Regions from separate parts of the Homo sapiens genome. Here region 1 is linked to region 2. Evidence: chromatin loops called from intact Hi-C (ENCODE). Cell type or tissue: Caco-2. All regions are shown on one strand. Each heading gives the region's core, and the rest is flanking DNA. Links, peaks and the distances in the headings are about the cores only. Region 1 overlaps TBC1D12 (TBC1 domain family member 12). Region 2 overlaps PLCE1 (phospholipase C epsilon 1).

Region 1 (9,415 bases), core at 701-8,700, 120 kb after region 2:
AAACCATGGTGACAAAGATTTTTTCTTGTGTTTATTTGTGTGGGTAGATAGGAAACCTTTAGGGTGCAGGCAGGTCACGTAGGAATTGTAGAGGGAATATGACTTGATGAGAACTGTCTGGCCTGTGTGGGGCTTGCAGAGGAAATTGGCACACTGTTGCTGGCAGGAAGCCTTTGGTGGAGTCAATTTTTTTGTTGAGCAGGCTGCAGGAACGCCATCTCCAGGTTGAGGCTGCAGGTTCAGCAAGGCTGCAGGTTTGCTGAGGGGCTGCAGTCTGGGCATCGAGCTAAGCAGAATTTTACTGGATGTCCTCACACTTCTACCCGATCCACTCTGCAGCAGCTGGAAACCACAGGAGAGCCCCTTTCTCCTTCAGTGTCCCTTTGGTGCCCTCTACCCAGAAAGCTTAATAATTTCATGTTTGTTTTAAAGGAGAAATGATTAAAGGAATTTTTTCTGTTATCTTAGAGCATAAAGGTGAATTTGGAGTTAAGAGGTATTAGAAGAATCATCAACAGAAATAATAAAAAGATAAACAAATTGGAAGGAAAATGATAGCCATAAATAAGATGTAGACATTTGTTTAAATCAGCTACAAAGTGTTTTCTTGATAAGTGGTACACAACGTATCAAACATTGTTTAAATTAATAGACCATCCTTTGAGGCTTCAAATTTTTTTCTTAGAAGTATTCCTAGTCCTCAGCATATTCATTATTGAAAACGTTCACCTATTTAGTGATCTTATGAAGTAGAGAATTAAGTCACTGTACATGGTCTCTGAGGTGAAACCTCCAGAGTATCTTAAAGTAGAAATTACTCTAGTGTCATATGTTTATTTCTGTTATACACCTGAGGAAATAAGAGTGTTTATTTCCTTTTCCTTTCTTTTTTTTTTTGGAGGCAGGGTCTTGCTCTGTTGCCCAGGCTGCAGTATAGTGGCAGTATCATAGCTCACTGCATCCTTAACTCCTGGGCCCAAGTGATTGTCCCACCCTAGCCTCCCAAGTAGCAGGGACTACAAGGTGTGCACCACCATGCCTGGCTATTTTTTTTAATTTTTATTTTTTGTAGAAACAGGGTCTCACTACATTGCCCAGGCTGTTCTCAAACTCCTGGGCTCAAGTGATCCTTTTGCTTTGGCCTCCCAGTGTTGGGATTACAGGCATGAGCCACTATGCCTGGCCATTTCTTTTCTTTATTATTGATTAGCCTGCATTCTTTTGTAGGAGTCCCTTAACATTTTTCATTAAAAACTTATTTTCTATTATCACTAATCTGCACTTTTAAGATATATTGATACGGCATTTTGAGTATAGATAAATCTAATTATTTGGGACTTCAATTTGGAACTGTTTGTAATTAATCATATGTGTGAATTAAGAATTTTCTTACTGTTCACTTATAGCTTATGCAAAGGGTTTATATTGAGTTGAATTCATCAGTACCTTCCTAATTGGTTCATTGGGCCCTGGTCATGTTGTTTTGATGGGTACATATGTTGAGTATCATCCCTGCTTACATAAAAAAATAGGTACTTAATTTGGTTGGTTAGGGCATGGAGATAATAGGTAAAATCCTTAATACTTGTGCAGGGTGCACAATGACGCGGAGTGCAATGAGGCGGTCTCGGCTCACTGCAACCTCCGCCTCTAGGGTTCAAGCGATTCTCCTGCCTCAGCTTCCCGAGTAGCTGGAATTACAGGTGCCCACCACCACGCTTGGCTAATTTTTGTATTTTTAGTAGAGACAGGGTTTCACCATGTTGGTCGGGCTAGTCTTGAGCTGCTGACCTCGTGATCCGCCCGCCTCAACCTCCCAAAGTGCTGGGATTACAGGTGTGAGCCATCGCACCTGTCCTGGGTTTTGTTTTTTTTTTTCTAGATTTTTCAGTGAGAGATACTTTCTTCCTTGGTTATATATTGACTCTTTTGTAGTAAGCTTTCTTGTACATAGCTGGCCTAGGAAAGACAGGTTATGTATATATATTATAGCAATAGGGGATTAGTAGATATAATTTTATTATAAATAACAAATTATTACTGTAAATAATATTTATCCAAATATTGTATTACTTAATCCTTTAACTGTTATATAGATTCTTTTAAATGTTTTTGTTTTCAGAATTTTGGCTCTTATTGTTAAGTACATGTACAGTCAATTCTAGTATACTTTGTAGCTGATTTAGACAAATGTTTGCATCTTATTTATGGCTATCATTTTCCTTCCAATTTGTTTATCTTTTTATTATTTCTGTTGATGATTCTTCTAATACCTCTATATAAGCCAGATAGTCTGTATTTTACTTTAAGTTCTGGGACACAGGTGCAGAATGTGCAGGTTTGTTACACAGGTATACGTGTGCCATGGTGGTTTGCTGCCCCTATCAACCTGTTATCTAGGTTTTAATCCCTGCATGCATTAGGTATTAAGCTACATATTCTTAATTGAGCCTTATTATTCTAAGTAATAGTGGTATAAGTAGTAGAAATAGTTTTATTTAAAAGTATTTTTGTTTTTGCCTTGGGAACAAACTTATTATAAAATTACTGTTAAATAGCTCTCTGGTTACAAAAAACACAATTCATGTAACTTTTCTGTGTTTCAGAAACCTTTTTCCAAAAAGGACAAAGGAACTCAAATCAGTTGTCCATAGTGCTCCTGGTTGGAAATTATTTGGTAAAGTCCCTCCTAGAGAGAATCTTCAGAAAACATCCAAAATCATTCAGCAGGTAAGTACTGACATAGCCATGTAGTTTACCCTAGCTTTTCAAGCATTCTTCTTCTTCTTCTTCTTTTTTTTTTTTTTTTTAAACTAACCATATTCTATTTTTATTCTTATTTTTCTAGATACAGACTTTTGGGATTATAAGTATTTATAGGGACCTGCTAAATTTTCTAGAAAAACAGGTCATATATTTTCTGTTATCTTTTATAATTGTGAAAATTCTTCAAATAGAACGTAGACTTTTTTTTTTAACCAGTTATTCCTTGAATAGATTTTTTAAAAACTTAGCTAATCACTCTCACCACATACTGTTTGACTTCCAGTTGAAGTTGGTAGCATTTGTCAGTGGCACAGATGTTCTGAATATTGGTAGTTGTGAACTGATGAAATATTAAAAAGCAAAAACTGAGTAGATTATGAGGTTGAACTCCTTCCTTTGTCACTTTTCTGGTGTCCTCTCTAAACCAAGGACTTTGTAAATGAGAAGAGTTGGTACACAATCTGTTTCTAGTAATTTAGAAGCTATTTCTTCTGATATCTCTGTTAACATCTGTATTCTTGAGTTCTTAAGACTTTCTGATCTTATTTGACTTCTGAACTTTGGCTCTTCAGTACTAGATAAGTGAGAATGGAAAGCAGTGAGACTGGATCAATCTGCAGTGTTTTAAAGTTCAGAGAAGTTATTGCTCAGAAGAAGACATATAGTACATTTCCTATTTTTATCCTTCCCAATTGTAGTTTACCAAATTTAACACAGCTAGCATTTATAAAAACAATCACATGAAGGCAATAATCATCATTCAAATTGGAAAAGATATCTTCCTTTAAAGATTTAATAGTGTTCCTTTTATTGCTCAGAAGAAAAACTGGTTTTCCAAGTAATATGAGAAAATAATTTTAGATCTTTAAAAACATTATTGTAGTTAATTCTTTTTTTCTTCTTTTTGCATTTGAATAAAAGGTTTATTTTTTTCCTCAGGAAAAACAAAGTTAGGGACACACACTATGCTTTTAGAACCCATATTCTTTTGTAGTTGGTCCTAACCCTTCCTGGCACAGCTGTCAAAAGCACTAGCTGTTTAACCAGAACCAAGATGTTCACCCCCATAGAATGTACATGCACGGCACTAGAGGACTGCATGTTTGTCCCTGAGAGAAGCATAAGACAAACAGAAGTTGCTGAGATTGCCGTCTTTCTAAGCAGCCCCTCCCTTTCCCTTTTGAAGGATTTGCCTGAACTATGTAGCTAGTCAGTAGTTAGACCATGTGCCTCCTCCTCTCCCTGTAAACTAACTTAATTTCTTTTTTCAAGAGACTTGGTATTGCTATGTTGCCCAGGCTGTCTTCAAACTCCTGGGCTTAAATGATGATGCTCCTGCCTCAGCTTCCTGAGAAGCTGGGACTACAGGTATGTGCCACCACACCTGGCTTGTAGTTAATTTTCTTTACAAGTGATGAAAATAGTGAATAGTTTATCTATTGGTACTTAAAACTGTGTGCTGTGATCCCCAAGCCATGTGCTCAGACACTCTGGTGTGCTGCACTTAACACACTGGGGTACTGTGGGATATTTAAATTTTTTGAGGCAAACAGTGATATTCCACATCAGTTGGATATGGTGGAGACTGGTAATTAGAAGCAGTACACAGTTCCAACATTAAGTGCTACTACATACTTTTCTGTGGCATCATATCTTTGTGAATCTGTTTTTTCTGAGGTTGCTGTGATAAAAACCAGATACTGTAAAAAAGTCAGCGTGGGACTGGAAATGAGGGTTATGTCTAATCTGATTTTAAGGTTTGAGAAATTGTATACAATGCACAAAGCCACACATGCCCAAATTGGTAATTAATTGCGGTTATTTAAGAATGAGGCCGAGTATAGTGGCTCACGCCTGTAATCCCAGAACTTTGGAAGGCAGAAGCAGGCAAATCACTTGAGGTCAGGAGTTCAAGAGCAGCTTGGCCAACATGGTGAAACCCTGTCTCTACCAAAAATACAAAAAATTAGCCAGGCATGGTGGTGCATGCTTATAGTCCCAGCTACTTGGGGGATGAGACAGGAGAATCGCTTGAACCTGGAAGGTGGAGGTTGCAGTGAGCCAAGATCATGCCACTGCACTTCAGCCTGGGTGACAGAGCAAGACTCCATCTCAAGAAAAAAAAAAAAAAAGAATGAAAGAAAACATATTTCTTTTTTCAATTTATGTGTATTTTTTTTTTTTAGCAGTTACTAAGTGTTAGGAAATATATCCTTATTAAATTGTTTGGACATAGCTACTTATTAAACAGAATCATTAGGTATTTCTTTTGGCTTAAGAGTTACTGTGAAAAAAATCAGAGACACTAAAGGCATTGACCAAGAAAGGTTGGGAACCTCTGCTATTGTGACATCTTAAGTTTTAGCTCCTTTTTTTTTCTTTTGGTAAAGTCTGAAAGTAACGTCTCTCGTCTAGAATGTTTCAGAAGACCAAGTTCGCCCTCTAGAGGCAAAACGGTGGTCTTGCTACTGAAGGTTTATACAGGTATTTTTGATTTTTATGGTAGTTTAAATATGCATGCACATACATTTTTATATCTTTATATAAACTAATGTTCTATGATATTTTCTTACCATAAGTCTCTGAATAAATTACTGGTTGGATAATTATCTTTGCTGATACGCTGTATACCTTTAATCTGCTATTTTCATTTCGGAAAGCCAAGACCTCACATTCTCTTTTTTTTTTTTTTTTGAGACGGAGTCTTGCTCTGTCGCCCAGGCTGCAGTGCAGTGGCACGATCTCGGCTCACTGCAATCTCCGCCACCCGAGTTCACGCCGTTCTCCTGCCTCAGCCTCCCAAGTAGCTGGGACTACAGGCGCCCGCCGCCACGCCTGGCTAATTTTTTTGTATTTTTAGTAGAGACGGGGTTTCACCGTGTTAGCCAGGATGGTCTCAATCTCCTGACCTCGTGATCCGCCCGCCTCAGCCTCCCAAAGTGCTGGGATTACAGGCGTGAGCCACCGCGCCCGGCCCCTCACATTCCCTTTTTTATATATGTGGTATAAAAACTTGATGAGTGGGCCGGGAGCGGTGGCTCAAGCCTGTAATCCCAGCACTTTGGGAGGCTGTGGCGGGCAGATCACGAGGTCAGGAGATTGAGACCATCCTGACCAACATGGTGAAACCCCGTCTCTACTAAAAATATAAAAATTAGCTGGGCGTGGTAGCACGTGCCTGTAGTCCCAGCTACTTGGGAGGCTGAGGCAGGAGAGTCACTTGAACCCGGGAGGCGGAGGTTGCAGTGAGCCGACGTTGTGCCACTGCACTCCAGCCTGGCAAAAGAGCGAGAATACGTCTCAAAAAACAGCAACAACAGCAATAGAACTTCATGAGTGGTCAGGAAAAGAACAGCTCTTTTTCATTTGAGAAGAAGGGGTAGAGTTGAAATGTAGTTGCTGCCTCTGCCTCTGCGGCCCCTTCTCTGATCCTTTAACTGACGATTATTTCTCTGCGCCACTTATTTTAGTTTTCGAACTTTCCAGCTATGTCACAGCTATTAGTATATGTTTTAGTGCCCTTTTTGTGGTTATGTTTGTTCTCTGGGAGGCATTATGTATAGTCAAGTCATTTTTCTTCTGACCTTTTTCCATCTTCAAAATATGTATCAGCTGGGTGCGGTGGCTCACACCTTTAATTCTAGCACTTTGGGAGGCTGAGGCTGGTGTGTCACCTGAGGTCAGGAGTTCGAGACCCGTCTGGCCAACATGGTGAAACCTGGTCTCTACTAAAAATACAAAAATTAGCTAGGTGTGGTGGCAGGTGCCTATAATTCCAGCTGCTCGGAAGGCTGAGGCAGGAGAATCACTTGAGCCTGGGAGGCAGAGGTCGTAGTGAGCCAAGGTCGTGCCCTTGCACTCCAGCCTGGGTGACAAGATTAAAACTGTCTCAAAAAAAAAAAAAAGTATTACTTTTACCATGTGATGGAACATGTTTCTACCTCTTGCTTTCTACTATCTCTGCTTCAATGTGTGTCCTCTACTCCCTATTTGTCTAATTTTGCTGTCCTCTTCCCTGCAATTCTCATTTTTCAAAGTGGGCATGATTTTCTTTTTATAGTAATGGTAAATTTACAATTTTATGTCTCTGTTTTAACTTAGAAACATTTTTTCATAGCACTGATTTTTGAATTCTCTAGAAGATTATGAATATAAAACTGTATCTGAGTTCCTTTACCATGTATGCTTTCAGATAGATGTTATTACGTTTGGAATCAGAAACCGAAAGTGAATATAGTATCAGTAAAGCCATGAAGAATGTTAGGACACTTCTGTCATGTTTTGGGATAGGTTCTTAAGCTGTTAAGGCTTTAGGAAATGAAGAGGTAGCTGGTAATTTAGGTGTGAAAAACTGCTTGGAGAAATGATGCCTCACTTGCTTTTTGAATGGTAAAGCAGTAAGATTTATTAGGAGATTAGAGTAGTAGTATTTCATTGGCTAATAACTTTTTAAAGCAGGTCTTCAGAAAGAAGTTGTTGATTCTTTTAAAACATTTTTTGAAAAAAAATTTTTTTTTGGAATGTGGGGCTCACTATGTTGCCCAGGCTGGCCTCAAACTCCTGGGCTCAAGCAATCTTCCCGTCTTAGCCTCCTGAGTACAGGGCACTACAGGCGCACACCACTGTGTCCTGCAGAGTTGCCATATTTTTAAATATGTTATTAAACCAAACATTTCTTTAATGGAAAGACATCTGTAAGATTACACACTAAGTAAAGAAGAAAAGATTTAATTTACAAAGTTTTTGCTGGGTGCGGTGGCTCACATCTACAATCCCAGCACTTTGGGAGGCTGAGGCAGGTGGATCACTTGAGGTCAGGAGTTCCAGACTAGCCTGGCCAACCACATTTCTACTAAAAACACAAAAGAATTAATGGCCATAGTGGTGCTTACCTGTAATCTCATCTACTTGGGAGGCTGAGGCAGAAGAATCACTTGAACCTGGGAGGTAGAGGTTGCAGTGAGCCGAGGTCGTGCCACTGCACTCTAGCCTGAGCTGTTTCAAAAAAAAAAAAAAAAAAACCTTTTTTATGTATTATTAGTGACACAAATAACACATGATTATATTCTCTTTATAAAATATAAAACATAGAATGATATATCTCAGTTCACTTTCCTTTCACATTTTTAGGCCTTTTAAAATTCATTTTTTTGTGTGGAAAAAACACGTAATTATTTTTACATGTATATATTTTGCATATGTGGAATTATATGTTTTTTTCTATTTCAAGAATGAAATGTCACCATATTTAATTATATAGATGTGTATATATATACACACACACACATCTATATACAATTTAACTTTACATGTTTTGTACCTGTATCTTTTCAGAGATATTTGGGTTCATAAGTGAAAGAATCTGTTAAATATTTTAAAACTTTTTATTCCTGCAGTAACTTTTATTACAAGTCTAATCAATTTTAGTGCTTTCCATGTTAACAGTAAAGAAACATAAAAAACGTTTTAGGATTATAGCAAAATCAAACTGACTGAAGTTAACTTGATAATCAATTCCAAAATCACAAGAACATTCCTAGTATTACTTTTTGAGGATTATCACATGTGTTCTCTTGCAGATGTGAAATTCCGCTTGTGGCCTTTTGAACCAGTTGGTGAGCCGTGTTAAAAATTGAATCTGTTAATTATAAATAGTATTTCAGTTATATCGTAGTTCAGTTGACCTGAGTTTTTTGTTTTTTTTTCTAAATTAGTAGGTAAAGTTGGAATAGCTACATGGTTTGTCTTAGGAACTCGAAACTGCAAGTGAGAATGATTTCAAATGAACCATGTTATATGTAATTATGATACAATTGCATACTAGATTGAATATGCACTATTTATGCATATTTATGTCAAACTGATAATCTCTCAGTGAAACTTACCTTTTTTTGCTAGGCACTGCTTTTATATTGGCATCTTTAATGTGAAAACGAAATTGTAGTGCTTAGATGATCAAGTTTTTCATCAATACACATGCCATTTTCTGGTAAAGTTTAAGTTGAGTGGTTGAATCAGTTTCACATAAATTTTGACAGGCAAGGAAAAAAGTTGTAAGATACTGATTTCTTAATCAGAGAGTTTCAAATTGTCTAAAAGTAGAATAGATCACTTTCCTCAGTTAAGGCTTTGCTTTTGAAATTTTTTACTGCAGGAACAACATTATGGAAAGGACTAGCATACATGTGTTTTGTGAGCAGTAGTTAAATGTTAAATACATAACACTTAGAACATGTTGGGGCTTAATTTTCTGGTTTCTGATTTTATTGGTATGTGTAATAGAGTATTTGAAAAGTTTATTGGTTTTAATTATGCTTAAATATAGATATTCTTGCTGTAAAATTTGATTACTGCAAAAACAAAACAATTATTTCACTGATGTTAAATTGTAGGGGGACTGGACTGTGTTCAGAAGTTATTCTTTAAAAATTTTGTTTTTGAGACAGGATCTCACTCTGTTGCCCAGGCTAGAATGCAGTGGCACAATCATGGCTCACTGCAACCTTGACCTCCTGGGTTCAAACGATCCTCCCACCTTAGCCTCCCTGGTAGCTGAGACTACAGGTGCATGCCACCATGCCTGGCTAATTTTTTTATATTTTTAGTAGAGACAGGGTCTCACTGTGTTTCCCAGGCTGGTCTTGAACTC
Region 2 (9,415 bases), core at 507-8,506:
CCATTCTGAACATAAGAGAATTCTTAGATCTTCCAAAAAGAATTATGCAATACTCTAGAGTAAATTTCACTTATAAATTGCATAGCAAACCTATCTGAACACCATGAAAGTTGATTTGTTTTAAGTTTTTGCCTCACTCCTCAGTTTGCCTTCACTTTTTCTTTAGATTCTGACAAATGAACAAGACATCAAACCTGTTACCACAGACTATTTTTTGATGGAAGAAAAATATTTTATATCTAAAGAAAAGAATGAATGTAGGAAACAACCATTCCAGAGAGCCATTGGTCCAGAAGAGGAGATCATGCAAATTTTAAGCAGCTGGTTTCCAGAAGAGGGATACATGGGCAGGATTGTCTTAAAAACCCAGCAGGAAGTAAGTGTGTCTGGGTGCAGCCTACACAGTAACGACTCATTATGTGATTAGCCATTTACCACTCACAACCTCCCTGAAATTCAGAATTTCTTGTAATTGCAACTTGGTTTATATTCTTCTTAAGTAAATGTGGATGAACAGTTTTATTCTTCTGCACATAATCAGAATATTATCTCTAAGGTACAGAAATTCAATCTAAAAAACATCCCTTAGACCGGGCGTGGTGGCTCACGCCTGTAATCTCAGCATTTTGGGAGGCCGAGGTGGGTGGATCACTTGAGGTCAGGAGTTCAAGACCAGCCTGGCCAACATGGCGAAACCCCATCTCTACTAAAAATACAAAAATTAGCCAGGCGTGGTGGCAGGCACCTGTAATCCCAGCTACTCATGAGGGAGGCTGAGTCAGGAGAATTACTTGAACCCAGGAGGCAGAGGTTGCAGAGAGCTGAGATCGTGCCATTGTGCTCTGGCCTGGGCAACAGAACAAGACTCTGTCTCAAAAAAAAAGACAAGGAAATATGTTTTCTCACACAAATAAACTATTCCATTTTAAAAATAAATAAAAACATACCTTATAAGATAAAGGAAGCAAAGATTCCTTATGCATGTCATCAGCTATGGGTCCAGTATTTTATTTGTATGTGTGAAAAGACATCGTTGTGAGGGTCACATTACTGTATAATGCAAAACCTGCAGGTATTTTCTATTCTGGGGATGACTGACTTCCAGTTTTAGCTAATAGAAGTTTTAGCTAATAGAAGCTTCCATGCTTACAAGTAAAATAATAATATTTCTTTGAAAATATTCCAGAACTTCATACAAAGTAAGAATAATATCTTGGCCTGAGTCAGAATTAGTAACAATTTATATTACGTGTGCTAAGATTCCCATGATCATTCCTGGGAAGGAAAGGATGCAACAACTGCCATGTTGACTCCAAACTGATTGGCTCCTGTTTGACTTAATTGATGAAGCACTTTTTTTTTTCCCTGAATTAACTGAGAAAACCCTACTAACTTAAGAATGACATATAAGGTCATTTCTCTAGCATAGACAGTCATGCGTCATGACATGTTGATAGTCAAGCAGTTGAGTCTATTCAACAATTTGATTACATAAATATTGAGCACCTAATATGTACCAAGCCCTGTTCTGGGCACATGATCTGCTCCTTTGGGGCATGTAATAGTGCTTGCCTGATAGAAGGTGCCTCAGGCCCATGCTTGCTAGGGCACAGTGAAGATAATAGCCAATTTTAACCATTGTGTGTTTTCACTTTCTAGTCACAGTGAGTGAATGTGACCTAAAGCCTCTACAGAGCTCTAGCATCAACTCTAGAGCCCAGAGCCACTGCCTTCTTTCCCTGACCTTGCCTGAGACAATGAAAGGGCATTTAATTTAAGCAAAAAAATGTAATTGTCTCCCCAGCCTTCTCTCCCTATTAAGACACACTAATTGCTAAGACAGAGACCAGGCAACCCTAATAATAATCACTTTATGATAAAATATCAGAGGGCTTAGCTGTACTTTTGAAGCCATCTTTAATGTCTAAATTTTTGTCCTGTTCCTAAATTGTCTTGCCTTATTAATTAGCTACATGTAAAAAGTATGTATCCTCTAAGCGATGTCAGAAAATCAGTAAATTTGTAAACCTCATACTTGTGTATGATTTACAGCGTTGAAAGCCCTCAAACACTATGTTGAATGATATAATGGAAACCATTTTACACTTAAGGAAATAGATTCAGAGAGGTGAAATCATGACAGGGTTAGAAGTAGAAAGAACTCAAGTCTATGGCTTCCAGGTCAGTGTTCTTTCCACCATCCTGTGCTACCCAAGCTGAAATTGTGTCCATCCTTGTGGATCACCCACACTCAGCACCTTGGGAGGAGCAGGAGGCAGTGGGTAGGCTAGAGGGAAGACAGGCTGGCTGCTGAGTGTCACAGGAAGCTTCATTTTATGCTCAGAGGAGCTGGGGAGGTGAGGGACACCCAAATGCAATTTAAATGTATACCACAACAAGCTGGGCACGGTGGCTCACACCTGTAATCCCAGCACTTTGGGAAGCCAAGGCAGGCTCAGGAGTTTGAGACCAGCCTGGCCAACATGGCAAAACTCCATCTCTACTAAAAATACAAAAATTAGCAGGGCGTGGTAGCAGGCACCTGTAGTCCCAGCTACTCAGGAAGCTGAGGCAGGAGAATCACTTGAACCCAGGAGGCAGAGGTTGCAGTGAGCCAAGATTACACCACTGTGTTCCAGCCTGGGTGACAGAGCAAGACTTCATCTTTAAAAACAAAAAAAAGTATATGACAACAGGCAGTAGGGACCTCAGGAATATGCTTCCAAAAGGCTGGTAAAGGAAGGCATTTTGAAGAAAAAGGGGCATAAATCAGAAGGGAAGGCTAACAAGATTTTTCTGATAAGTAAAATATGGCAAGTTGTCCTTTATATGCCTTTGTTAGGAAATTTTTGAAATGACTGAAATATATCTCAAAAGATAACTAAATTTAGTGTATCTAGGTTTACCTGGTGCATAGTGATACCCAAATAATAATTGCTGATTGAATAAATGAATTCAGTAATTACTGAATGTAAGAGGGCACTACTAGAGGAGACAGATTTGGGCTATAAGTATTTCCATTTATTTTATCCCATGGAACTAATAAGACATATAAGCAGTTTGCCCATATATGAAAATTCTTCAGTTGCTCTCTGTGACCTCTGATCTCTCCTGCCTTTTATAATTTTCTTGTCTCCTGGGCTTTCAAGCTGTCAGATACCACATCTTCCTGTGGTCAATGTGTCCTCTTCTGTTACTGGATTTGAAATTGGGTAAACCAGGATTGTCACAATGAACAGACCACCTAACTTCTGTAAACCTCACTGCCCTAATTTGTAAAATCTATATACAAACTACCCTACTTGACTCAAAGAAATGATCATGAGACTCATGTCAAACATGTACACAGACAAGGTGTACAACAATGCTTAGTAAAAAGGGATATAAGTGAGGGCTATTGTTATTTTGTTCATAACCTGTGGCTTCGAACTAATGTGGCTAGAAATACCTTAAAATAAGCTCTGAGGGAGGCTCAAAGGTGCTCTTTTTTTTTTTTTTTTTTTTTTTGAGATGGAGTCTGGCTCTATTGCCCAGGCTGGAGTGCAGTGGCGCGATCTCAGCTCACTGCAAATTCCGCCTCCCGGGTTCACACCACTCTCCTGCCTCAGCCTCCTAAGGGTGCTCTCTTAAAAATAAAGCTTAATGCATCGTTGTTGGGACATTTTATGTGCCAACTCTGGTTTTCTGATTTCTTGCCTCCTGGTTTGGGGGACAAAGATTATAAATTATGTCATGTGAATTACCTCTCAATCTTACTCTCTGACTGGTTAAATATATGATGATCAGTGCAATGACATATTATTAAGCAAGTTGTAAAACAGTATACATAGGATACAATCTCATTTTATGTAAAAAGAGACAATAGCTCATCTCTTCCCCCCCTTCCATTATATAATGGAGTATTCATTCATGGGAAAAAAATCAAATGGATTTTTTCACTCATTGAAAAAAGTTAAAATAGATTATATATCTTTATTTATTTAACAAAAAATCATGTAATTATAAGGCCATGATTGCAAAGTTAATTAAATGATTGGGGCAAGCTTCAGAAGCCAGTCCTTTCTGGCCCTGGTTGCAGTTTTGGCGCCACCTGGTGGCAGTTATCTATTCTGACTTTAATCAATGGGTACAATTCTAGTTGGAACTTCCAAGATAGCGACAGCAACTCATGGATTCTTCTGGTTAGTTAGTTAGCACCCATTTCAGTAGCCTGGTCTGGAGAGATGAGGCTAGAATTCTGGGGATAAGGGAGTTTTCCTGCCAAGACCTCACTTGCTGAGATGAGGTTGTCTACTGTTTACTTACTTTACCTCTCCCTGCCCTTTTACTAAGTCTCCCTCTTGCAAAAGGGAAGCTATCCTCATTTGAAAATGTGGTGGACAAAGAACAGCAGCAGCTGCTTGACAATCACATTATATCTAAATTCACCTAATTCAAGGGTGTTGCTTTACATAGTCACATACACAAAAATACATTTGAACATCCACAGCAAATGTTTAAAAGGATGTATTATCCAATGACAGTGGGGTATTTTGTGGCGAATAAGGTGGGAGAAGGAAAAAAGATGAGAATGGGAAAAGTTTGGTTTTTCTTATTGATACGCTTCTGTACTGTTTGAAAATTTTTAATAAGATACATATATCTGTAGATACATAATCCACCAAAAAGCCAATTAATCTAATTCTCATAATTTTACTGTGAATTTTGTCAAAATTTGTTTCAATGTGGCTTACCTCCAGCCATTCATTCAGCCTTGTCACTGCAGTTTTGTTCACCCAACCTGTCAATTTCATGGTTTATATTTCAGATGTCTAGCATTTCTTAAATGCTCAACGTCTGTGGAAATGGGTGAGCTTTCTTTTAAATACAATTTACTGTGTTCTTATTTGGCTTTTGCTAATTGGCAAAATGGTATATTGTCTTTCTACAAATTTACCTACAGTCAACTTGGACTCTCAAAATCCACAGCTAGGCGGGGCACAGTGGCTCACACCTGTAACCCTGGTACTTTGGGAGGCCGATGCAGGTGGATCACAAGGTCAGGAGTTCAAGACCAGCCTGGCCAGCATGGCGAAACCCTGTCTCTATTAAAAATACAAAAATTAGGCATGGTGGCACACATCTGTAATCCCAGCTAGTCAGGAGGCTGAGGCAGGAGAATTGCTTGAACCCAGGAGGTGGAGGCTGCAGTGAGCCAAGATCATGCCACTGCACTCCAGCCTGGGCAACAGAGCAAGACTCCATCTCAGAAAAAAAAAAAAAAAAACCCACAGCTAATAGGAGCAGATAAATTGGCTTGTTATGGATCTATCAACATCATCAGAAGCACAGTAGTTTCCTCCTCTCAGGAGATAGGTATATCCTTTTAGAACAGTTTATGAAATAATAACATAGTATATGAGATATTAAGCTAAGAAGTTTCTACATCACCAAGATACAAGCTCAGATTTTTGCTAGATTTGTCTTTCTTTATTCTGCATAAACCTATTATTTACTCACATTTTTTCTTTTTAAACATAGAACCTAGAAGAGAAAAACATTGTTCAAGATGACAAAGAGGTGATCTTGAGCTCAGAGGAGGAGAGTTTCTTTGTCCAAGTGCATGATGTTTCTCCAGAGCAACCTCGAACAGTCATCAAAGCACCCCGCGTCAGCACTGCACAGGATGTCATTCAGCAGGTAAAAGCCTCTCCCTTCCTCACCTGAGTCCTTTCCTCAGCATAAATTATTGGAACAAATGTCTGTGCACTGATGGCTCATTTTATGAGTGAAGTTCCTCAACAACAGGGACCTCAAAGGGGAGTGTGTGCCTCTTAAGGCTGGGAAATTGCCTCACATGGTGGCTCATGCCTGTAATCCCAGTTTTAGGAAGCTGAGGCAGGAGGATTACTTGAGCACAGGAGTTGGAGGCTGCAGTGAGCTATGACTGGCCACTGCACTGCAGCCTGGATGACAGAGTGAGGCCCTGTCTCTAATTGAAAAAAAAAACAACCAACCCAGTGGCTCACACCTGTAATCCCAGCAGTTTGGGAGGCTGAGGGGGGCAGATCACTTGAGCTCATGAGTTTGAGACCAGCATGGCTGACATGGCAAAACCCTGTCTTTACAAAAAGTACAAAAATTGCTGGGCACGGGGGTTCACGCCTGTAATCCCAACACTTTGTGGGGCCAAGGCGGGTGGATTGCCTGAGGTCAGGAGTTCGAGACCAGCCTGGCCAACATGGTGAAACCCCATCTCTACTAAAAATACAAAAATTAGCTGGGCGTGGTGGCAGGCACCTGTAATCCCAGCTACTTGGGAGGCTGAGGCAGGAGAATCGCTTGAACCCGGGAGGCAGAGGTTGCAGTGAGCCGAGATCATGCCATTGCGCGTCAGCCTGGGCAACAAGAGTGAAACTTCGTCTAAAAAAAAAAAAAGTACAAAAATTAGCCAGGCATGGTAGCATGCACCTGTAGTCCCTGCTACTCAGGAGGCTGAGATAGGAGGATCGCTTGAGCCTGGGAGGCAGAGGTTTGCAATGAGCCAAAATCGTGCCACTTTACTCCAGCCTGGGCAACACAGCCAGACCCTGTCTCAAACAAAAACAAATTTTAAAAGTTTAAAATCTTGGAAATATTAATTCATTCCTTCAACAGACACTTAGTATCTACAGTGAGTTTGGATCTCTATAAAGCATTGATAATAATGGATTTAGGAAGTGACTCTGCAGTGACAATGTCATGGTCCCAGAAATACCTAAGCCAGTAGGTACTGACCATCTCTCAAGGATCCTACAGAGGACAAGTAGGAGGCCTACTCTGATCCTCTCCCCTCCTCTAAATCACGCTTCTCTGAGAGTTTACATGGTTTCAGAGAAGTTTGCTTCCTTCATAGCCTTGTTAGGGTAGGCCATTCATCAAACACCTATTTGAGAAGACATACAACACAACAATTAAGAGCACAGACCCTAGATCAAGCTGTGTTAGATTCAAATCCCAGCTCTACTTCTGAGACCTGGAGTAAAAGCTCAGATCTGTGCCTTAGTTATAGTAGTGTGCTGGTAAACCAGCTCTTTGTAAAAGAAAGATAAAAGCCCTTATTTATTTCTTTTGTGTAAATGCCCCTACCATATCTGATTTCACCAGACTATTCCCGTTGGCTCCAGCAAAACACTACATGGTAAGTCACCACATAGACCACCACATAGACAATATGGAGATAGTATGATAGTACTTTCCTTGAAGGTTAAGTATATGTAAGATGTTTAATACAATGCCTAGCAAATGGTAAACATTACTTAAGGGTTACTTGCTGTTCTTACTGTATGATAACTTAGTTAATATTAGCCATCTTATTCAACTGACTTTGAATTCCAAAGGGCCCAGACTTACATTTCTTTAACTTATCTTTGTCTCCCCTAAAAGTACAGCACAGTATCTGGGACATAATTGGCCCTCACTAAACATTTAATGAATTAACAAATGCATCAATGAAAGACATTCTTATATTAAATGAAAAGAGAGATCAGTTGACTTCTAAAATTCTTTCAACATCCAAGACTCTGTGATAGAGATAGCCCAGTGGGACAGAGACGCTCCTGAAGAGCAAGATTCTATTCCTCACTGGCTGACTTTCATGTCTGTGAGCGCTGGTACATGCAGAAAATCTGGTTCAGACCTTTATTGTTACTATTATAGCTGTATATATCCTGGAATCTACTTAACCTGTCTTAAGTATAAGCTTCCTCGTCTGAAATTCAGGATAATAACACCTAATTCATAGACTGTTGCAAAGCTAAATGAGGTAACGTGGGAAATTACATTACAAGCTACAACTATACAACTGCAAAATGAGTTGGATGAAATGATCTGGAAGATCCCCTTCATCTCTAGTCTGGGCCATTTTTCCACCTTAAAGTTTCATATAGAATGAATGCAAATGTTGGAGATTCTGTGTCTTTATTCAGTTGATCATAACTTACCTTTCAGACCTTATGCAAAGCCAAATATTCCTACAGCATCCTGAGCAACCCCAATCCAAGCGACTATGTGCTTTTGGAAGAGGTGGTGAAAGACACTACCAACAAGAAGACTACCACACCAAAGTCCTCTCAGCGGGTCCTTCTGGATCAGGAGTGTGTGTTTCAAGCCCAAAGCAAGTGGAAAGGTGCAGGAAAATTCATCCTTAAGCTAAAGGAGCAGGTGCAGGTAAAGTTTAAAGTTATTTTGCTCTGTTCTTAAGTTATCTGATACCCATAATTACACTGTAGCCAGATCTGGAAGCTGGTGAAATTTAGGAGAAAGTTCCTGAGTCAAGGAATGGAGTTAGGAGAAAATTGTTTGGCTTTGTTTTCACTGTGTGAAAAAACATGTGGCCGAGCTTGCGGTTAAGCAGTCCTAGAGGGGAGCTCCTCAGCCCTACTCTCTCCAAAGCTCTAGAGAGAAGAGGAAAGCGCTCTTCTGAAATAGTGTCATGTGACAGAGGAACCTGAGTTTAACCTAACACCAATGGAAGGTTCTTTGTTCCCACAGGCATCTCGAGAAGATAAAAAGAAAGGCATTTCTTTCGCAAGTGAACTCAAGAAGCTCACCAAGTCAACTAAACAGCCCCGAGGACTTACATCACCTTCTCAGCTCTTGACCTCAGAAAGTATCCAAACCAAGGAGGAGAAACCTGTGGGTGGCTTGTCCTCCAGTGACACAATGGATTACCGACAGTGACTAAGGGCAGCATGTTTAACCCAGGTATAGTAAGTCATTGCACCATCCTGGAACAGGGCTTAACTTAAACTACTTTGTAAGGAAGGCATAATTAGTACAATGTCTTTTATCTTTTCCAACAGGAGGATGTCCCTTGAAGGCAGGTAGGAATGGGACCTTAAAACAGGAAAAGGGCTCTGAAGATATGTGTAACATGATATGCTATTGAACACCGCCTATAAAGAAAAAGGGAAAGAGGCTGGGCGTGGTGGCGCATGCCTGTAATCCCAGCACTTTGGGAGGCCAAGGCAGGCAGATCACCTGAGGTCAGTTCAAGACCAGCCTGACCAACATGGAGAAACCCCGTCTCTACTAAAAATACAAAATTAGCTGGGCATGGTGGTGCATGCCTATAATCCCAGCTACTGGGGAGGCTGAGGCAGGAGAATCACTTGAACTTGGAAGGCAGAGGTTGCAGTGAGCTGAGATCACACCATTGCACTCCAGCCTGGGCAATGAGAGTGAAAACTCCGTCTCAAAAAAAAAAAAAGAAAAAAAAAAATATATATATGTAACTTGAGCTTTTGTAATTTTAGACCCCTTATTTATTTTGTAGATAAATAAGCAAAGCTCCCAAGAAGTCAATCAACTTGCCCAAAGTACTCTGATAGCCTTATTTCATCAGACAACTGTCTTCAGTATTAATAGCTGACAGAAACATTCTTCAAGGGCTCTA

What was found. Hi-C counts contacts between places; a loop is a spot of excess contacts. Peaks named below come from ENCODE experiments on the same cell type or tissue, not always from the same donor. Only the 100,000 strongest peaks of a DNase experiment are listed, where the experiment ranks them.
Region 1: it touches region 2 in a loop (9-fold over the local background); 3 of 110 quality-filtered maps call a loop at or near these places.

Annotation. Positions count from the first base shown.
Region 1 is chr10:94,439,290-94,448,704 of GRCh38, forward strand. It overlaps TBC1D12 (TBC1 domain family member 12), which reads left to right. Exons shown (of 13, transcript NM_015188.2): 2 at 2,607-2,730. Among named protein-coding and RNA genes, the nearest start is that of TBC1D12, 41 kb to the left of the region's middle. In Caco-2, for the core only: a CTCF peak has its summit at 5,210 (motif pointing left); a DNase peak (open chromatin) is centred at 5,192.
Region 2 is chr10:94,316,381-94,325,795 of GRCh38, forward strand. PLCE1 (phospholipase C epsilon 1) reads left to right here. Exons shown (of 33, transcript NM_016341.4): 29 at 167-376; 30 at 5,521-5,679; 31 at 7,969-8,187; 32 at 8,512-8,724. The coding sequence ends at 8,700. It also overlaps a transcript of NOC3L not described here. Among named protein-coding and RNA genes, the nearest start is that of PLCE1-AS1, 34 kb to the left of the region's middle. In Caco-2, for the core only: a CTCF peak has its summit at 4,100 (motif pointing left); a DNase peak (open chromatin) is centred at 4,091.